Linked DNA regions of Homo sapiens: region 1 is linked to region 2. A link is an interaction called in ENCODE POLR2A ChIA-PET data of the cell type or tissue named here. Cell type or tissue: Panc1. All regions are shown on one strand. Each heading gives the region's core, and the rest is flanking DNA. Links, peaks and the distances in the headings are about the cores only. Region 1 holds the start of LOC124903952 (a long non-coding RNA gene). Region 2 has its middle 4.2 kb from the start of ZBTB8B.

What was found. ChIA-PET counts read pairs that join two places held together with the same protein. Peaks named below come from ENCODE experiments on the same cell type or tissue, not always from the same donor. Only the 100,000 strongest peaks of a DNase experiment are listed, where the experiment ranks them.
Region 1: POLR2A ChIA-PET joins it to region 2 with 12 read pairs; 3 of 35 experiments call an interaction of 5 or more read pairs at or near these places.

Annotation. Positions count from the first base shown.
Region 1 is chr1:32,549,537-32,552,349 of GRCh38, reverse strand. All of the region lies in intron 1 of ZBTB8A (zinc finger and BTB domain containing 8A), which reads right to left. LOC124903952 (a long non-coding RNA gene) reads left to right here and starts at 724. Exons shown (of 2, transcript XR_007065669.1): 1 at 724-762. RefSeq lists a silencer at 2,356-2,556. In Panc1, for the core only: no CTCF peak of the experiment used is centred there; no DNase peak of the experiment used is centred there.
Region 2 is chr1:32,459,430-32,462,242 of GRCh38, reverse strand. No RefSeq gene overlaps it. Among named protein-coding and RNA genes, the nearest start is that of ZBTB8B, 4.2 kb to the left of the region's middle. In Panc1, for the core only: no CTCF peak of the experiment used is centred there; no DNase peak of the experiment used is centred there.

The sequences.
Region 1 (2,813 bases), core at 16-2,515, 90 kb before region 2:
CTTTGTCACTCAGGCTAGAGTGCAGTGGCACAATCACGGCTCACTGCAGCCTTGATCTCCCAGGCTTAAGTGATTCTCCCTCTTCAGTCTACCAAGTAGTTGGGACTACAAGTACCCACCACCAAGCTTGGCTAATTTTTGTATTTTTTAGAAAGATGAGGTTTCGTCATGTTGCCCAGGCTGGTCTCAAACTCCCGGGCTCAAGCGATCCCCCCACTTCGGCCTCCAAAAGTGCTGAAATTATAGGCATGAGCCACTGTCCCTGGACCAAACATACTTTTTAACTTTGACAAGAAAATAAACTTAAGACAACACTATTCAAAGGCAGGCCAGCAGATGATACCAAGATAGTAAGTCCTATTGCTCTTTTCCTCCAAATGTCATCAATGTGTTTTAGAAGAAAACTGAACAGAATAGCTTTAAAAATTCAACATATCTTGAAAAAAAAAGAAAGTACAGGTAAGTATAAAGAAGAGGAGCTGGGCCCAGTGGCTCATGCCTGTAATCCCAGCATTTCAGGAGGCAGAAGCAAGAAGGTCACCTGAAGCCAGGAATTCCAGACCAGCGTAGGGAACATAGTGAGACCTATCTCTAAATAAATAAATACGAAAACAAACTGAAATAACTTTTTATTTTTTTTTAGATGGAGTTTCGCTCTTGTTGCCCAGGCTGAAGTGCAATGGTATGATCTTGGCTCACCACAAACTCTGCCTCCCGGGTTCAAGTGATCCTGCCTCAGCCTGCCGAGTAGCGGGATTACAGGTATGCACCACCACACCCGGCTCATTTTGTATTTTTAGTAGAGATGGTATTTCTCCATGTTAGTCAGGCGGTCTCAAACTCCCAACCTCAGGTGAACCACCCGCCTCAGCCTCCCAAATTGCTGGGATTACAGGCATGAGCCACCATACCCAGCACTTTTTTTTTTGAGAGAGAGTCTCACTCTGTCACTCAGGCTGGAATGCAGTGGTGTGACCATGGCTCATTATGGCCCTGACCTCTCAGGCTCAAGTGATCCTCCAGCCTTAGCCTTCTGAGTAGCTGAGACTAGAGGTTTACCAGGCTAAATTTTGTATTTTTGTAGAGACAGGGTTTTTCCATGTTGCCCAGGCTGGTCTTGAAATCCTAGGCTCAAGTGATCCTCCCACCTTGTTGGAATAATAGGCATGAGCCACTGTGCCTGGCCCAAAATTAATAATTTTTGAGAACAACCCGTTGCCACACTAAAAGCTCATCTGTCACCTAGCCCTAATGAGTTAGAAGGGCATTCAGAGAATGGCATTTACTTGGATTGCTTCACTGCTTCAACACTGCCACTTAAGGGCATATTAACTACTGTCCAGCGTACTGGGTGTGTACGGTGGTAATTTGTGGCTTTTTTTTTTTTTTTTTGAGACGGAGTCTCGCTCCTGTTGCCCCGGCTGGAGTGCAATGGCGCGATCTTGGCTCACTGCAACCTCCGCCTCCCGGGTTCAAGCGATTCTCCTGCCTCAGCCTCCCAAGTAGCTGGGACTGCAGGAGCCTGCCACCACACCCGCCTAATTTTTGTATTTTTAGTAGAGGCGGGGTTTCACCATATTGGCCAAGCTGGTCTCGAACTCCTGACCTTGTGATCCGCCTGCCTCGGCCTCCCAAAGTGCTGGGATTACAGGCGTGACCCAACACGCCTGGCCTAATTTGTGGCTTTTTAAGAGAACTGATCTCTTTTTCCTTTTTCTTTTTGTTTTTGCTACAGGGTCTCATTCTCACCTAGGCTGGAGTACAGTGGCACGATCTTGGCTCACTGCAACCTCTGCCTCCCAGGTTCAAGGGAGCTGATGCTTGCACATCAGCCTTCCGAGGAGCTGGGACCACAGACGTGTACCACCACACCTGGCTATTTTTTTTGTATTTTTTGTAGAGATGGGGTCTCACCACGTTGCCCAGGGTGGTCTCGAACTCCTGGACTCAAGCAATCCACCCACCACCTTGGCCTCCCAAAGTGTTGGGATTACAGGTGTGAGCCACTGCACCTGGCCAAAAGAACTGATTTCTGAGCATGGTCTGTGCCCTAAACAATTTTTACATGCTGATGGAATGCTATTTTTTTCAGATGACACCAAGTTCCACTCTAGCAGATATTAGAGTTGATCTGTGGATGGACACTCAGGATCCTTTTTTTAAAGGGTCTCGATATATTGCCCAGGCTGGTCTTGAACTCCTGGGCTCAAGAGATCCGCCCACCTCGGCCTCCCAAAGTGCTAAGATTACAGGCATGAGCCACCACGACCGGCATCAACATCCTTTCCTAACTTCCTTCTGGAAACTAAAAAGTACATTTCCCAGACTCCTTTACAATTCAGTTTCCCCATGTGAAATGTGGCCTATCAATGAGATGTTCTGTGAGATCCGGAAGGCAGAAATGAGGTGGGAACCATCTTTCTTCTGTTTTGGCTGTTAATGCTGGCAAGCACATTTATGGAAACATTGTATTTTTTTCTCATAGCAGCATTCCAGTGTCAAAAGCTTCATGATTGTCAAAAGACAAACATGGTGAAGACAGGAGTCACTATTTGGTAGGAGTTCAGGGGAAGTTCAGGGGTAGCAGGGTTGTTTCCTTTTATTTATTTTCAGAGGCAGGGTCTCACTCTGTCATCCAGGATGAAGTGCTGAAGTGCAGTGGTGCACTCCCAGCTCACCGTAAACTCGAACTCCTAGGCTCAAGGGGATCCTCCCACTTTGGCCTCTCAAAGTGCTGGATTACACTGCGCATGGCCTATAGCAGTTAGTCGACCCTTAAATTACACTAGCAATGTCATTGGCAGCCTCCTGAT
Region 2 (2,813 bases), core at 228-2,727:
GATGACCTAGTAACATTCCAGACTGCTAACGTAAAAGGGCTTTTTGGGGTGGCCTGCATAGGACATGCCCCTGACAACTAGGCATAGGAAATGTTAGAGGCCTTATGATCTCTAGATCTGTTGTGGTCTGCTGTGGGACTTACTCTCGCCACCAAGACCAGCACAACCTTTAGTGTTAGATGCTCTGAACTTCAGTATATTTTTCAAGGTTCAGTTAAAACCAACCTGGCTAGTTTAAGCAAAAAGCAACCTGGCTAGTTTAAACAGAAAAGAATTCATATAAGGAATTAAGTAATACAAATTATCAGGGAGGCTAGAGAATGACTCTGCAGGGATGACTCCAAACTGTCCCAACAGGGTAGCTACCCATTTTTGCTGCAATCAGGAAGGTAAGAAATCAGGACATCACCACTGTACCTGTTAAGCTCAACAACACACTGTTGTGGCTGTGATTAAGGGATTGGAAGTCACCATCACTATTGCTGCCCCTGAAACAGGCTCTCGACCCCTACATGGCTAGTGACTGGACCCTGCAACCCTGCTGCAGACACACCTCATACCTTTGCTGCCACACTTCAGCAGCAAGCAGCAGGCGGGTGGCCTCCACTTCATTTCCAAATCCTGGCCATGACATTTTAACTCTCCAGATTCTGCAGCATAGGAAGGGACACTAGAAGGAGATGGGAATGGATGCTGACTGCTAATCGACAGTACCCAGCAGCATGAATGGCACAGCAATGTGTCACTGAATCTAAAACTTAGGACCTCCAGAGCAAAAAATAGAGAATTAAAAATTGCTGGCTGGGTGCAGTGGCTTACGCCTATAATCCCAGCACTAGGAGAACGAGGCAGGTGGATCACCTGAGGTCAGTAGTTCGAGACTAGCCTGACCAACATCGCAAAACCACCCCCCACTAAAAATACAAAAATTAGGCTAGGCGCAGTGGCTCACGCTTGCAATCCCAGCACTTTGGGAGACCAAGGAAGGTGGATCACCTGAGGTCAGGAGTTTGAGACCAGCCTGGCCAACATGAAACGCCTCTCTAATAAAAATACAAAAAAATTAGCCAGGCATGGTAGCACGCACTTGTAGTCCCAGCTATTCGGGAGGCTGAGGCACGAGAATCGCTTGAACCCAGGAGGCAGAGGTTACAGTGAGCAGAGATGCTGCCACTGCACTCCACCCTGGGCAACAGAGCAAGACTCCATCTCAAAATAATAAGTAAATAAAAATAAAAATACAAAAATTAGCTGGGTGTGGTAGCATACGACTGTAATCCCAGCTACTTGGGAGGCTGAAGCATGAGAATCAACTTGAGCCTGGGAGGTGGAGGTTACAGTGAGCTGAGATGGCACCACTGCACTCCAGCCTGGGTGACAAAGCAAGACTCTGTCAAAAAAAAAAAAAAAATTCCTAAGGGATGACTTCCTGGAAAACAAGCAACCCTATCTTCCCAAAGGGAAATGAGAAAGCATCGCAGCAGGCACTATTTGTTTCCCTTGCCTCTTCCTTAATTGTTTTGATTTAAGATATCATAGAATATTTGGAGCTGTTTATTAGTTTCTACAATGCCAGAGTAATTGATTGAAGTATCAGGGTATAACCCCTTCTCTGGTAACTGACACATTTTTGAGTACTGACTGATGTTGGGAGACAGCTTCTGTCAAGAAGTTGACCTTCTGGAATGCTACAAAGGATACGTTCATGAAAACCTCTAGTGGTTAGGGACAAATTGTGAATACCCACAGGGTGACTTTTGCACTATAAGAAAGCAAAAATCAGGCTGGGTGCAATGGCTCACACCTGTAATCCTAGTACTTTGAGAGGCTGAGGCAGGCAGTTCACTTGAGGTCGGGAGTTCGAGGCCACCCTGGCCAACAGGGTGAAACCCCATCTCTACTAAAAATACAAAAAAAAAAAAAAAAAAAAAAGCCAGGTGTGGTGGTGCATGTCTGTAATCCCAGCTACTCAGGAGGCTGAGGCAGGAGAATTGCTTGAACCTGGGAGACAGAGGTTGCAGTAAGCTGGGATCATGCCACTGCACTCCAGCCTTGGTGACAGAGTGAGATCCTGTCTCAAAAAAAAATAAATAAATAAAAATTAAAAAGCAAAAACCAAGCTCCCTACCCCTAACACCAGGACATGTTCTGGCCTGACAGTGCCCTGTAGAAGCACTTGCTCTAACTAGGTAAAGCAACAGTGTTATGATGCCAGCAGGCTCCAAGTTCCTAATGGTACAAGTACTTGACCCAGGATAGGATGCTATTGACTTATTTCTCACCAAACCACAACTGTCCTCCCACTAATATATGCACAGAGCCAAGAGCTGTGCTTGAGTAGGATGGGGAGCATGGGCCCATTCATGGCAATGCTTTGTATGAAAACATAGCAGGAGAGTGATATGATTTGGCTGTGTGTCCTCACCCAAATTTCATGTTGAATTGTAGCTCCCATAACCCCCATGTGTTGTGAGAGGAACCCAGTGGGAGGTAATTGAATCATGGGAGCAGGGTGCTGTTCTCATGATAGTGAATAAGTCTCAGGAGATCTGATGGTTTTATAAAGGGCAGTTCCCCTGCACAGACCCTCTTGCCTCCCAGCATGTAAGACATGCCTTTGCTCCTCCTTCACCTTCCACCACGATTATGAGGCCTCCCCAGTCATGTGGAACTGTAAGTTCACTAAACCTCTTCTTTAAAATTACCCAGTCTTGGGTATGTCTTTATTAGCAGCGTGAGAACAGACTAATACAGAGAGAAATGAGTATTGCGGGAACCCGCCCCCAATATTTCAACGTAGGTTCTTTCTATTT